Linked DNA regions of Homo sapiens: region 2 is linked to region 1. A link is a loop called in an ENCODE intact Hi-C map of the cell type or tissue named here. Cell type or tissue: endothelial cell of umbilical vein. All regions are shown on one strand.

What was found. Hi-C counts contacts between places; a loop is a spot of excess contacts. Peaks named below come from ENCODE experiments on the same cell type or tissue, not always from the same donor. Only the 100,000 strongest peaks of a DNase experiment are listed, where the experiment ranks them.
Region 2: a loop joins it to region 1, with 3 times the contacts of the local background. A loop is called at or near these places in 2 of 110 quality-filtered maps.

The regions. Positions count from the first base shown.
Region 1 is chr13:33,183,290-33,191,289 of GRCh38, reverse strand. The region is part of intron 1 of STARD13 (StAR related lipid transfer domain containing 13); the gene reads left to right. Among named protein-coding and RNA genes, the nearest start is that of STARD13-AS, 90 kb to the left of the region's middle. RefSeq lists enhancers at 2,934-3,083, 4,177-5,376, 6,958-7,047. In endothelial cell of umbilical vein, no CTCF peak of the experiment used is centred here; DNase peaks (open chromatin) are centred at 2,879, 2,929, 4,199 and 5,219; H3K27ac peaks cover 4,006 bases.
Region 2 is chr13:33,247,402-33,255,401 of GRCh38, reverse strand. All of the region lies in intron 1 of STARD13 (StAR related lipid transfer domain containing 13), which reads left to right. Among named protein-coding and RNA genes, the nearest start is that of STARD13-AS, 26 kb to the left of the region's middle. RefSeq lists an enhancer at 4,016-4,225. In endothelial cell of umbilical vein, no CTCF peak of the experiment used is centred here; DNase peaks (open chromatin) are centred at 4,021 and 6,141; H3K27ac peaks cover 4,377 bases.

The sequences.
Region 1 (8,000 bases):
AATAATAGATGGGGTCTGTGACCAGCCAAGTATTAAATCGTTTTTTAAAAATTAAATTAAAAGCATTCAGAAGTTAGTTAACTTACCATCTAATAATCCATAGTGGGCCAATCATAAAAGCTTCCCAAAGAAAAATACACTTAAAAAGCTGAAAACCGCGTATATAGTTTTTGACATGACCTTACTTTAGTAATTGTTTATGTCGTAACTTATTAAAATAAACATACCTTGTAAATTGTTTACAAAATCCCAACATCTTTTTGGAAATGAGTATAATAAGGCATTGCAGTAATACTTGGTATTTTGTTTTTGTATTTTTGAAAGCTGATATTTTGGGTTTTTTTTGAATGCTGGTATTTTTAAGACTGTGTAATTTATATTCAGTACTTTAATAAACGGGTGTAGTGGCCGGGTACGGTGGCTCATGCCTGTAATCCCAGCACTTTGGGAGGCCAAGGCCGGTGGATCACAAGGTCAGGAGTTCGAGACTAGCCTGGCCAACATGGTAAAACTCCATCTCTGCTAAAATACAAAAATTAGCCAGGCGTGGTGGTATGTGCCTGTAATCCCAGCAACTCAGGAAGCTGAGGCAGAAGAATCGCTTGAACCCTGGAGGCGGAGGTTGCAGTGAGCCAAGATTGTGCCATTGCACTCCAGCCTAGGCAATAGAGTGAGACTTGGTCTCAAAAAAAAAAAAAAAAGAAAAGAAAAGAAAAGAAAACGAAATGGGTGCAGTATTCCAACAGTACATCATTTATTTTTCATCTCTCATGGTGGTGGTGTTAAGAACCACATGCTTAAAAACCCTTGGGGTTTTGTTTTCATGCCTGGCTCAGGAAATCCTTAAAATATATTTTATTATTTTTTTTGAGACAGGGTCTTTCTCTGTGACCCTGGCTGGAGTACAGTGATAGGATCATAGCTTACTGCAGCCTCTACCTCCCGGGCTCAAACAATCCTCCCACTTCAGCCTCCCAAGTAACTGAAGCCACATCCGGGCTAAATTCTTTTCATTTTTTTTTGTAGAGACAGAGTTTCATTGTGTTCTTGAACTCCTGGCCTTAAGTGACCCTTCCTCATTGGCCTTCCAAAGTGCTGGGATTACAGGCATGAGCCATCACACCCAGCCTATCCTTAAAATATTTTTAACTAAACCAGATTTAGGGTAAAATAAAGCCCAAATTGGTATTCACTAGCCATGATAGACCTTTAGCCAAATATTTAGTCATCAATTAATGTGAACTTCCTGGGTGATTATAGGGTATCTAGTATAATGAGAAAGTTGTTTTGTCCCAAAAGGGGATCAGGAAGCTAAATTTTAAAATAACATAAATCTAGAGTTAAGTTTGGGATCATCATTTTTACAATAGTATATAAAATGGCTTAGAGTGGGTTGCAGTTGAAAGTAAGATGCTGTTTCAGGTGGTACATTTCAATCAGTGACTTCTGCTGAACTCCTGCTAGAAACTGGGATCACCCGGGCAAGGATGAACACAGGGAGGACACGGGGCAGAGGACCATTTTGTACATGAGAGAGTAACTGAGTCAAGCAGAAAACTGTACTTAGATGAAATTGAGAAAGGCGTTGAAGTTTCTGATTAGCGAAATAGCTGTGAACTGGGCCCTGTCCCACAGCAAGGGCACCCATATAGAACAGGAAGGGCACACAAACAGGTTCCTTCTTTGTGGGAGGGAGGTTCATACACAGCAGCAAGATGACCAGCTAGAAGTGTCCAGAAGTACTCCTGCTAGCCTATGAAAGTGCCATCGGAAGGACTGAATTTGTTTAGGAATTTTGAAAGGACGACAAACCAGAGAGTCCCTTCCCTTTCCTCCTGCTTTCCCTCCTTCCTCCGAAAGGAGGAAGGAGGGAAAGCAGGAGGAAAGGGAAGGGACTCTCTGGTTTGTCGTTCCCTTCCTGCCCTCCTGCTTCTTTTCCTGACTTCCTTCCTGCCATTCCCACTTCCTCCTTTCCTTCTTTCTTATAACTGAAAGTTGGTTATATCTAGCCATTAAATACTAGTTTTAAAAGATACAGCCACTTTGGAGATTCTAACCAAATTATAAACATGCTTTCTATCACCTCTCAAAAAATATTAAAGTAATAAAAAAAGCTTTGTTTGTAGTTCTTCCTTATGGTTTTATATGAAGCATCGAGCTATTCATGACACTACTTTTAAGCAATTAAAAGAAACAAAATAAAACATTTCTAAATGACAAAAGAAAAGCATAAATACAAAGTGTGAGAGTCATTGACTTATACCTGACAGACACTAAATGTCTGCTCTAATAAGCAATAACAATTAGTTTAAAAAGGAAACACCAAATGTCACTTCACAGCTTAAGCCTAGAAAGCAAAGTTAGCCGGAAAATAATTACAAAAGTCTAAGGGATTTCATGGGTTTTGTTATTAAGGCAAAGTGTCTTTTCGTTTGTCATTTTCACCAACTAATCTGACAGATTCTTTATGAAGAAAGCACAGAGCCAGGAAATTGTACCCATCTGGTCAGTACCTGCTCAGAGGATCTGATATTAAAGTCTAGATCACTCCAAACTGCTTTTTCAATGCATTTCATTTTCTAGAAGTGACGAACAGTGAAACAAACCTATTCAGTCAATTGAAATAGTTATTTCGGGGAGAAAATTGAATCCTCTTCAAAAGAAGCTGTTTCACTATCTTAGTGTGGTGAGTATTGAAAGTTGGATGGTTTCCATGAAAACAAAAATGGACATAAAAGACAAAAGAGTTTGTGAGTGATATTTACAGTGAAGTTGAGTATGTGTGCATGTGGGTGGGTGGGTGTGTGTGTGTAGCAGCAGATCATAACCAGAAATTTTTCTCAGAATTAACTCTCTGTGTCCATTTTAATTTTTGTTGTATGACTCATTCAATGTTCACTATTCCCATAAATATAGGCCATACACCTACTGTTTTCCAGGCATATGTGGCCACTGGGGGTTAAAGAAGGTTGAGGTTCCTGTCCCTAAAGTGTTTATCATGGTAACCAACTAAATGTTTGTTTCCTACTCACATTGAGGGCAGAAGATACTGCATCACTTCCAGGCCTACTGAAGTTCCATCACCTCCACATGAAGCTTCTAGGTCACCTGGGCACTGGAACATCTGCTGTGGCTAAAGAAGGAGAGCCGGTGGCAGGTCACATGGCAGATTCACCCACCTGCCTTTGGCCAGTGCTCTTTCCCATGGCCCAGCAACCAGGAAGGCTAGAATCAGAGTCCACTCAAAGGTCTATCCCATAGTCAGCCGGGTTTTGCCACAACATTATTTAAAGATGCTTCGTTTAGGTTGGGCGCAGTGGCTCATGTCTATAATCCCAGCACTTTGGGAGGGCCGAGGTGGGCAGATCACTTGAGGTCAGGAGTTTGAGACCAGGCTAGCCAACATAGCAAAACCCTGTCTCTACTAAAAAATACAAAAATTAGCTGGGTGTGGTGGCACAGGTCTGTAATCCCAGCTACTTGAGAGGCTGAGGCACGAGAATCATTTGAACCTGGGAGGCGGAGGTTACAGTGAGCTGAGATCATGCCACTGCAGTCCAGCCTGGGTGACAGATCAAGACCATCTCACAAACAAAATAAATAAATAAATTTTTTTCTTTTAAAAAAAAGATGCTTCATTTAATTTTTTTTTTACCATAGTAAAAATATCCTTTTATTAAAAACTGATCTGGAAAGCTAAGACTCATGCACTACATTTAATGAATGAATGGTTAGTGACAAATAAAGATAGAAGTCTCAGTAAAATGCATGCCCTTCCAAGCCCTTTCTTCTGAACAGGTCTCAGGTTTGCCCAATCAGACTTTTCATAAATGTAAGACTGATGAATTTGCTTTTTATTTCTTTCACTCTCCACCCTTTCTGAAGTTGCAGATAAGCAGTAGAAAGTCCATGAGCAGATTCTGGAGGTAAATCAAGTATTAACTAATGCACAATTCAGATCATGACTGTGACAGCAATGATTATCTCAAAAAAATCAAAAGTGGGCAGTTCTCAGCAACTCCTTGTCTGACCCCGATAGAGCGGGACCCTTCCCCCTCTTTCCCTGCCTTCCCGGCAACCCTCTCCCTCTGTCATTCTCTTCACATCCCCCAGGTCAATGCTCTTAAACAGAAACGGAAGTTAAGCCACAAGGTTAGAGGACAGGAAGTGACTCAATGATTCCTTGGGGGTCAGGTGTCTGGGTAGTGAGAGAAAGAAGGGAGAGAAAATTCCAGATTAGAAAAGTAGCCCAGATGGGAGAGTGATCAGGGCAGGAATTTCAGAAACGACAATGACATCAGCATTAGTGGTACTCCTCCACTCTCCTACACAAGCACTTAAGAGCGTTGCTGTGAACTACTTCCCACCCATTTTCTTTGCAAGCCTAGGAACGCGGGGCTTTCTGGCAGATTTAACAGGTAGTTTGGTGGTGTCTGGATTGTGCTAATAGAAGCCATTATACCAAAGATAATTTTTAAAACCTAGAATTTAGTAAACAAGGGTTTTTTTTGTTTCATTTTGTTTTGCTATTTTGAGATTGTTAATCTCAAATACTCTCAATTTGCTGATTTCATTATTGTGTTAGGACATAAGTGAGATAATGAAGTGGATAATTAATGACATACTCTTTAGGATGTAAATAAAAGCCACACTCCACAGAAAAAAGAAGTACCATAAAGCTTAAAAGAGATCACGAACCTTAGTACCTGCATTATACAATGAGGATAGTTTTCGTACCGAGGAAAAGGAAGGAAGTCTCTTAGAATCATCATCTTTGCTGCTTTTAGTCAACTGTGGAATGTTTTAAAACTGTATTTATGGTCTTAAAGGGCATGTAAGAAAATATTTGGAAATTTCAAGCAAAAGATTAACCACTGGAATTATGATAGAAATCGCACTGTTTCTTTACGAGAGGAGAGTTCTGTTCGCTACTAAAAGACTCTGTTGAGAATGTGAATGAGTGGAACATACCCCACCTTACATTTTAGTCCTCTTTAGGGGTTTGATTCATTAGAAAGTGTGTGGTTCTTTCTATTCCAAACAGAATCCTTTTCTCTGGGACTTTATTTTAAGGCTGTGATGCAAATCTTTGGTGTTCCTTTTTAATGGGAATGAAAACAATGAGGAAAGGAAGTGTGGAGGCTTGGAATCTCAGCTGAGGCTTCGCAGGTCACTGGGGAGCAGTGAGGTTCCTCTCCACTGTTAGCAACCGGAAACATGAGAGAGGACTATCATCTGCTCCTTGCTCTGAATTTCTTTGAACCTCCATGCTGGAACCCTCCTCAGTTCTCCATGCAAACGTTAACCAGGCCCCTTTGTGGTGCTTGGTGCTGCGCTGGTGCAGAGAATGCAAAGACACTGTCTGTGGTGGGAAACAGAAAAGCAGAGTGAACCACACATTCCAGCGCCGGGGTAAGTGCTGGATCAGAAGGGCATGTGGGTACAAAGGATAGACCTTTGTGAACTTGTTACTTAGCCTTGCATGGCCTCAGTGGCAGTGGTCAGGTGGTCTGGAAGGACATGGCGGAAAGATAAAACTAGAGCTGGGAATCAGAGAGGCAAAGAGGAAAAGAATTGACTAGTCACATAAAGCAGAAGAAGAATGTCATTCTAGACAGTGGGAAAATTGCCTATAGGGAACAGAGGATGGGAGTTGGAGGGTCGATTTTAGGAAACTTTGAGTTGTTTAGCACCATTGCCAACTATCAGGGATGTGGGCAGTTGAGACACAGAAGAATATCAGGGACCCAGGCTGAGCTTAAGAATTTCATAGTGTCCTCGGAAATTTGGATTTTTCTTTGGAGAGATTTGAGAACCATGGAGAATTCTAAGCGAAGGAGACAGTGATCAGACTTGGGTTTTGTCTCTGAAGTTATCTTTGCATGATGTTGGTAGCACTCCTAAAAAAATGCATAAATTGCCTTCAAAACATAAGATGTCCTGCTATTTTATGGAAACATATACAAGAAAGTCTTTATTTTCCAGCACTTCGTGTTGCTGAGCAGAGATTCTTCCTTCATCCCGTGATCTTAAGCTTAGCCAACATCAGCCACTGATGGCCTGTGTGCGTGTGTCTCAGTTCTTTAAGGGCAGATACCTGGGTCCATCATAAATGTCTAGAGTGCAGTCAGAATTTACCTGAACCCCACATTTTCTGGCATACATGGAGGCTGCTGTTGAAAATAAATAGATCATCTCTCTGAAAATGAGATTTATCTTTTAAATTTACACCTGAGCCTCTTCAGCAAGGCAGCATGGCCAAGAGTGTTTAGAAGCTACAGGACAGTGCATTTTCTTGGAGCATAGATTTTCCTCAAATTTGAAGGAAAGCTTTGTTGCATTAAAAGAAGTATGGGCATGTTATATTCCAACTACACATAGGAGGAAATAAATAAATCCATTGGAAGTATCTGTTTATTTTCTTCTCCCATTTGGGTACATCAGTGGAAATTGTGAAAAGTATTCATTTCGGTTAATAATAATAGCTCCAATTTTTAAGTGCCTGCTCTGTGTCAAATTACATAATTCATTTTAACAAATGTGAACATAACGTCAAGTTCAAATCCCTGTGACAGAGACCAGGATTGCAGCAGTAAACTAAATGCTCTTCCTTGTTCTGGAGTTTCTCACATCCTTACAATGACTCAGAAGAGTATATATAATGTTGTGCACATTTTGCAGTGAGGAAACTGAGGCTTTGAGATGTAATGAGACTTGCTCAGGGACCCATAGAGTAAACCCACACTCAGCCAGCTCCCCATGGCCACCTTCCTCTCTGAAAGATTTTTTTAAAATTCCAACTTACTGTCTCTTTCCCCTTATCTGTTCCCACCTTTACTTTATCCACTAGAGACATCCATTTCAGAATCCACTTTTCTTTCTCTGAAAATCAACAACGGCCATCAACCATCAGCAGCAGCAGCAGCAGCCGTGCCCATATACAAGCTTGTTTGTATCTTCATTCTTAACAACAGCCATGGCAACCCCAACCACCACAGACCTGTCCCTACTGTTTTCAAATTCACTGAGCTCACACTGTAACTCTAAAAGAGACAGAAGTCACAGTTACATCTAACAGGACAAGTAAGAATTCAAGATGGCCAGAGATCATAGAGTGGAGGTGGCTATAATTATCAGAAGGGTTCAGGAAAGGTTTGTTGGAGGAGGTGTCCAACAAGCTACACCTTCAGGAAGGAGAAGTTTAAAGTAGAGAGAAAGGCTTTATAGGCAGGCCCGACTAGTTCAGTGCCCCAAAAAACTCATCCCATTACATCATATATTTTTCCTCTGCTCCTGAGAACCAGCGTAGTCATAGCTGAATGTGGTTACATTTCAAGGGAAAGGAGGCATTACTGAACTGCAATTAAAAGCATCCCCACATCTCCAATTCCCCAGGAATGCCTTCTTGGACTGGCTGGATGATTCCCTTGGAGGTGTGAATGGGGCAGCCTGGGGGAATTGGGTTTCCTCCAGGGCATATTCAGGGAGATTTTGGGTGGTCCTGACTGGACCAGGCCTCATTCCTGCTCATAAGGTGACCTAATCCTTTGTTCATCACCGGAACTGCCCTCCTTCTCCAAGTTCCTCCAGATTGGAGATGACTCCCCTCACCAAATCTGACTTCCCAGCACTATTCCAAACCCACATTTGGAAGACCTCTAAGCTTCATGAGATTTCTTGTTATTGATTAAGGCTGGGGTCTGGCACTCAGCCCAACCACAGCCCCAGCAATAGTAGCATCAGACTTCTCAAACAGAGTGGAACAGAAAGCTATGAAAGCCTGGCATGTGCCCTTCAGCCTCTTTACATCAGACCAAGAGAGAAAAAAGAGAGCAGGAGAGCTTTTTCAGGGGGCAGAAGTTTCCTTTGCCAAAGATCTTTGACCAGCAGCAACGTGCAAGTCCTTTGCAGGGAATAAATCAATGGGCTGCAGTCCACTCTGGCTTGAGATTTATGCAGAGCAAGAAAGTCACTCTCAGCTCCTCCTTAATTCAGCATGT
Region 2 (8,000 bases), 64 kb before region 1:
GAGGGTGGGCCTGGATAAATATTTTTCTTAGCTTTGATAATAATAGTGAAAGTCCCTCTCAGCATCCTAAAGGTGAGGATTTATCCATCTCTTACCATAAGCCAAGAAGGGTTGTGACACTGGGGTCCCTCTGAGTAGTATGAATGATACACACATCAGCTTACACATCTGTATGAGGCTTTCAACTTTGTTGTATTCACAGTGAAACGGGAGAGTTCCCTGGTCCCCCTCGTAGGATGTGCAACAAGGGTGTGGCTCACCTGCTCGGTCTCTGAACCTGATCAAGCCTCTGAGGGGGGGGGGAGCACACAGATGGACAGGTATAGGAGCCCAAGTTGTCGTGTGTTACAGTGTGCCCTTTTAGCCCTGCTGTCCGCAGATAGTGTGAGTGTTATCCAGCTCAGTGGACCCTCTGCCTTTTCTCAAGGGCAGAGGGCCAGTGTGACAGCTTTCTGTATCCTGAGCTCTTGTCCAGCATCCTGGAAGAATCAAGTCACACACAGACTTAAAGGATGAATGTGGGAGTTTTACTGAGTGATGGAGGTGGCTCTCAGTGGGATGGATGGGGAGCCAAAGAGGGGTTGGAGTGGGAACACGATCTTCCCTTGAAGCCTGGCCGTCCAGCAGCCAAACTCCTCTCTGACCACCCCCAGCCAAACTCATCTCAGCATTCAGACATCCCTCCTCTTCTCTCTTTCTCTGCCACGTCATTCCACAGTTCGTGTGCTTGTCTCCTCACCTACAGGTCTGCTTCTGGAGCCTGGGTTTCGGGATTTATATGGGTACAGGATAGGGGGGCATGGCAGGCCAAAAGGACATGAAAACAGAAATGCTGTTCCCACTTAGGGCTGTGGGTCTTCAGGCTTGATGGTAGGGCCTTTGTCGGGGAATCACCCCCTGGTATCCAATATTTCCCTGCCTCCTGCCCATATCAACAGAATACTTTCAAATGCTAGAATATAGGCAACAGCTATGAAGGGATTGAGAGGCCTAAAACAATACTCAACAAATCAGCAATAATGACAACTCAGCACAGTGACACTGTCTCACAGAGCCTGTAAAGGTGCTCACCTGTGTCACACGCACGTGTTCTCTCTCCAACACTGTTAAGCCTATTGTCCTGACTACCCCTTGGCATATCCACTCTGTTGAGGTGTACAAATTATCCTCTTTGCCGCTGACTTGACCTCATGCTGTGCCTCTGACCTCAGTCCGCTTTGCCACCCACTACCCCATCAGCCTAGTGTCCTATCTGCTGGGGACCAACCAGCCCACTTTGTCTGAGATTCAATAGTTTCCAGAGACATTAGGCTTTCAGTGTTAAAATGAGGATCACTCCAGGCAAAGCGGGATGGCTGATCACCCTGTGTGTGTCAGACTGTGCATCCCAATAGTGCATATATTCAATTGCAGCACTAATACATTTTACAATTTGATCACCAATTGACAGCACACCTGGACAGGGTGTTCCCCCATGGTCTGTGGCAGGCCTGTTGAAAAACCTTCATTTATGTTTTGTTCATTGCTCATCAAATTTGTATCCGTTCAAGAGAGGCCTTTATTTTTATCCCGTTCAGTCTAGGCATCATCTTTAGATCGTACTATTTTGAAAGTTCAATTTCAGGCTTTGATGATACGCTTATAAATCAGAGCTACCCTTGACATAAATCAGTAGAATCAACGCCATACATTGAAGGGGGTCACCGTGGTCTCGGGGGCCACATGAAGCAGACACAGCTGTACAGCTGTCAGCAGAGGTGGCCGAGAAGGCATCCCTGCCCTCATCACTGACCGGCAGCCTCGGCCTTCACAAGGAGGTCCCCCTCACCCAGCAGTGCTGCAGCTAGAGCCCAACAGCATGCTTCATCTTATAAATACACGCTGCGGCCCTTGTTGTAGGTGGAACCTTCATTTAGTGCTCAACTTAAGTTCTGTGTGGATAATTGTGTTCTTTGGGGTAATTGTGTTTTTCCTGGATGAAGCATGTACTGCATATATTATTTCCAGGCATGTTTACGCTGTCCATTGGCTTAATGTAGCTTTTAAAATGGTCTGTGTGTTAACACCTATTCTTAATTGCCAGAATTTGAACTCAAGGGCAAGAATAGTGAACATCACATCACAAATCCATGTTCAAAGGAGGAATACAGCACCTGTCTTTCTACCGAGGTCTAAGAAGTCTTTTAGGAAGTCTGGCTGTCCATAGTCATTGCCTTAAGACCATAAAAACTATCCTTTTAGCAGGACTACAATGATGGTAGGCAAAGAACACACATGGTGTTCTGGAGGCATAAAGTTAGGGCTCTTTTCTGGTTCATGGAAATACCACATGATACTAGGATCTAAGTATCATGGGAAAATTGTTTGGTGGTGACCTTTTTATATGTCCCTAAAATAATCCAAAAAACGGAAAATGACTGGGTCAGATCATCTGTGACATGGGCCCAAGGTCAGTACCTTAGGGAAGCTCGCTTGGTGGGTGATGTGCTCACTGTCTTCTTTAACCCACCAGCTCTCTAACATTCTCAGGCAAAGGCAACACATTTTCATCCTTTACAACCCTCGTCGTACCACCTACTGGCACTGTAAAACTTCTGCAACTTGCGTCAAATCCAATTTTATTGGAAAAGTACTTTCAGATACAAATCTTGCTAAATGATTTGATGTGGGAAAAGTTAGAAAAATATCTAAGCAAACATTCTCCTGGATCAGTCTTCAATTGTGTGATTTCGAGCAATTCTTCCGTAATTCAAGTGAAACACATACCTGCTGGGTCAATACTATTGATAGTGACAAAATTGGTTTCCCTCTGACGGCTTCAACATTATGTTGGAAGCCCTGCATGTGTAGATCTTAAAGATTGGGATTGATAAAGTGAGAACTGTTCAAAGCTGAAACTGGTTGTTTAGTCCATTTGAAAGTATGCGGAAGGGAGGGACCTGAATATGGCCCATAGAGTGAAAATCTTCTCCGTCACTCACTGTGGTTAGAAACAAATGACAGAGGGCTGTTGTGCAGCTATTTCAGTATTGTAAATGGAACATCTAGCACTCTGTTATCACTGCTCCCAGGGCAGCCTCTTGAGGCCCTTGGGCCATCCCAGCCTCACCATGTTCTCCTCTCCATGTTGTCAAAAATAGGCAGGACGTAGGAGTGTGGCAACCGGAGAGGGATTAAAGGCAGGGAGTTCCAAATAAAGGGCAGCCTCTGAGCTGTAAAAGCTGCTCACAATTTTGGATACATCATATACATAACCAGAATAAATTGAATTAGAAGATGATGGTCTTTCCTTTTTAGTGCCAGAGGGCCATTTATCATGTAGGAAATATTTAATGTAGTAATGATAGGAGTATCTTATTTAACGTGTGATTATTTTTATATCTATTTTATATCTTTAGCCTTTTAGGATGAATAAAGCTTATCGTTTTGATTTTCAGCCTTTACCAGAACTCTGAAGAAGTAAGGTTTTGCTAGTTTGTCTGTTTTGGAAAGGAAGGGAATTTACTTTGAAATTGTGTTCAGGATTAGGTGTTACTCATTTAATGTAAGTAGCAGCCTTACTTGACAAGCTAAATAGGGTGGTAAATCTGAGGTTTGCAGAGTAGACTTCTAAAATCCCCATCTAACATTAAAAATGTATTTCATTATAGCTTACCATCAAGGGAGGAACTAACCCAACATATAGATATGCCCATACTTTACACAAACAGCCAATTAGACATATGTATTTTCTTTTGATGAAAAGAGAAGCTTTTGGAAATGCAAACATGTGCATCCACTTACTAAGAGTCTACCAGCCTCTTATGTGGGACTGACATAATGATGTCTTGTGCACTTCCTCTTTTAAAATACAAAAATAAATGACACTGAGACCAAAAGCTCTGCAAATTAGTGGCTATTCAGGCTTGATAACTGTACTGAATGCACATGGTTTTCTGATGATGGCCACAGCTGGGGAATGAATCATCCTAACCTGGCAGACTGTTTTAGTAAACCTTTCATTTTAATGAAGTGATTCACTTGGAAAGAGGGGCAATGCAGCGAGCATAAGGCCCAGATACTTCCTTCAGCAGCCCAAAAATGGCTCAGAGCCACAGAATCTTGTCATTTGATCATCCTGGCAGGCTTGAAAGTGAAAGAATCCCAGGCGGCCTGTCAACCTCAGTGGGTCCTACCTCCTGTAGACCAGATGTTTGTGCAGCATCATCTCCCCCCATGCTCACAAAAATCCTGTGAGGTTGATGTGATGATATTTTATAAATAAAAACATGAGCCTCAGAGAGTTAAATAACTTACAACTCAGGCATCTTAGATTCTACACTATATGTGTTGCTGTTCCTTGATCTTATCTTGTTCTCTCTTCTTCCTCTACCTATAACGTCTCCCTTCCCTTCCCTTCCTTATCCTATTCCCATTTCTCCCCTCCTTCTATGCTTTCACTTATTCAAAGCATAGTGAGCTTCTACACCATGCCATGCCCTATGATAAATGCCAGGATCCAGTAATGAACAAGACAGACTTAAGTCTTGTCCTCATACAGTTTATGATCTAGCAAACAAGAACAGATGTGTGTTCAAATAGAGACTAAGGAACATGGGAGGAGGGGCAAGACATCTGGAAGGGATGCTTCATAGGAAGAGAGCAAGTGTACTGGTTGACAGACAGACTGAGAATATTTAAAGATTTCAACAGCATGGGTCAATGGGCCAAAATCACTGGTTGAAATTACACAGGAATAAATGTAAATCTGCCATTTCATATTATATAAATACAGAACTGGGACCACATGACTTCATAGGGTTCCAAGTGATGTTTGAAGCCTCAGCAATATGAAATAATGCCTTTAAAAGGATGCAGTCTTAGGCTGTGTCTGTACCAGCATGGGTTCCAGAATGAAGTTGCTTGTAATTCCATGCCACATCTGCAACTCTCTGCAGGGCTTTCTTGTTTTAAGGGAGACATTGGTTACAAGACAGTGAATACTGTTTTTGCGAGAATAAAATTCTCCAGAATTATATATTTCCCTTGGTAGAAGGTGAGAGACACACACTTAATTCTTATTCATTCCTCTGCGCTAATGAGCTTTCCTATAGGGAACTTTTGGCTTGGTAGATATGAACTAGGAGGAGATAATTGGCCCCCCAAAGTAACTGACTTTCCTTAACAATACCTAGCAATGTCTACTGCTCAGAATTTTCAGAGAATTATTTTCCAGATTTTTTTTTATTGTTGTTGCTCTTTTAGTCTGATTGAGGAAACAAAATAAGGGTGTGTAAAGCTGCTGTAAAAGAACATAATTAGTTTATGATGGGGGCTGGGCACAGTGTCTCATGCCTGTAATCCCAACACTTGGAAGGCTGAGACGGGGGGATCACTTGAGCCCGGGAGTTCAAGACCAGCCTGAGCAACGTAGTGAGACCTGATCTCTACAAAAAATCAAAAAAATTAGGCAAGCATGGTGGCAAATGCCTGTAGTCCCAGCTACCCAGGAGGCTGAGGTGGGACTATTGTTTAATCCTGGGAGGTAGAGGTTGCAGTGAGCCGAGATGGCGCCACTGCACTCTGGCCTGGGTGACACAGTAAGACCCTGTCTCTAACAAAATAAATAAATAAATAAATAATAACAGATAATTGGTGTATGATGGCATTAGGAAGAAACGAAAGGGAGACAGTTTGAGGAAGTGGAAAGGATACTGTCATTGGAATTAAACATGCAGATTTAAATACCAACTATACCTGTATTAATTGATACAGACAGGTTATTTAACACTCTCTGAGGCTTAGTTTCCTTAATTGCAAAATGGTATACTAATATCTGCATTGTACGATTGTTGCAGGGATTAGAAATAATATTGGCAAATTCATGACCAAAAAGCCTGGCACATTGTAGGTGGCTAAGGAAACCTTGAGAAAAGAAATCATTCAAAGAAAGGAGGTGGAGTCAAAGACGAATTCTTGGAAGAAATGCATTTTTAGATTCATACTTAAGAAATCGTAGACATAGACTGACTGAATATTAAGAAACCCATTACAGACGGAAGAAACAGTGACAAAATGAAGAAGTAAGGTCAAGGCCTTGTGTAGATACTATTGTGTTTTCTTTTTGGTCAACTGAGTCATCGTGAGTTAGTGTGTTCTCTTAGGATTGGAATTTATTGACAGCTGCTTGTGGCCAGTGATAACCTTTGTGTGTCTGTTGATTTCCCTGCTTCGAAATCCTCCTACCATTTAGGAAATGATGTTATCGTGTTCCCAACTTTTTTTTCCTCATTTTAATGTATAAAGCTAGCAGTCATTTCAATGTCATGTAGCATGTCACCTATTTTTCATGAAACACATTTGCAATGGCTGCCTTTAAAATATAGTACTCATTTATCTTCCTTTATCAGAAATATCTGGCAAGGGGAAAAAGGAGTTTTGTTTTCTTTTCTCTTCTTTAGTAGAAATGATTTCCCAACTTATTAGTGAAAAGTAGCTTATTTAAAATTTATTGTTTTAAAGAAAACTAGATGATATGTTCAACTTGCCACCCTAAAATCTAAGACCAGGGAGTATCAAGCTCATTCAATAAATACAACTAATAATTTAAAATATTATGTAATTCAGGTGTTTTGGGAACACCCAAACACTGAATAAGGGAAAGGATAATGGTGAGAAAGAAACAAAGTGACTGGAGAAGTGGAGGAAGAAGAAAAATCAAAATATGGGAAGCAAAAGGGGAAAGGAATGGGAGGAATACCAAAACAAAAGAAGATAAATGAAGGAGAAAAGAAAGACAAAAAACAGGGAAGAGGAATAGAGGGATGGGGGAGCAGTGTGGAGTGGGAGTCACTGTACCTAAGGCCAGAGGCCCTGCTGCTCCTTCCCCACCCATCATTCAAGTCTGGACCCCAACTGGTAGGTAACACTGGAAGCTACAGCTCACAAATCTCTTAATGCTCTCACATGCCCAGGATCGCCATAGACTTCCAGTTTTAAGTAGTGACTAAAAATTCCTTTGTTATTAAAAGTCTATTAAATTACATTCCTTTATTCTTCCTTTTTTATCTTCTTCTTTTTTTTAGAGAGAGAAGTTCTCACTCTGTCGCCCAGGCTGGAGTGCAGTGGCAGGATTATAGCTCACCACAGCTGGTTGCCACCACACCCAGCTAATTTTTTATTTTTTGTAGAAATGAGGTCTCACTATGTTGCCCAGGCTGGTCTTGAACTCCTGGACTCAAGCAATCCTCCTGTCTTGGCCTCCCAAAGTGCTAGGATTACAGGCATGAGCCACCATGCCCAGCCTTCTTCTTCTTAACGATAGCCCTGACTCATTCGAAAGTCAAGACAATAATAGAAATGTAAGTTTAAAATGTTATATGCCCATTTATTCAAAATTAATATTTTTAGCCTCATTGAGTCTTCAAGTGCAGTATATAAGGACCCCCCAGAAGATGAGGTAAATCACCCACATGAAAAGCCCTTTGTGTCAGTGGTCCCCAACCTTGTTAGCACGTCAGAATCACCTGGCCATTCATGAAAACCTGGGGTGTCTGGGCACCTCAACTGAGAGTGGTTTGAATTGGGGTCTCAGCACCCACTATTTTGTAAGCATCTCAGGTGATGGGAAGTTCAGCCAGTGCTGAGAATTGTGCGTTTTGGGCGATAGCAGTAGAGTGAGTGAATCACGGTTCCAGCACTTACAAGTGAGGGCCATTCATATACATATATAACTGGGATATCTAATATATAGCAAATTGAAAATTTGTAATACAATAGATATGTAATATATTTGATATTGTACTTGATATTATATTTGGTGTCTGTTATATATACAGCAAATTGCAAAAATATATGATAGAAATATATATTATATCTAATATAACGTATATTAGGCACCCTGAAACATGTTATGAAAAGACTAGCTCCAAAAAATGAGAGGGCACTGGTCATATGGAGCAGTTGTCCTGGCGACGGCATTGCAGAGACCTCATGTTGAATTCGTGTCTGCTTGTCCATCA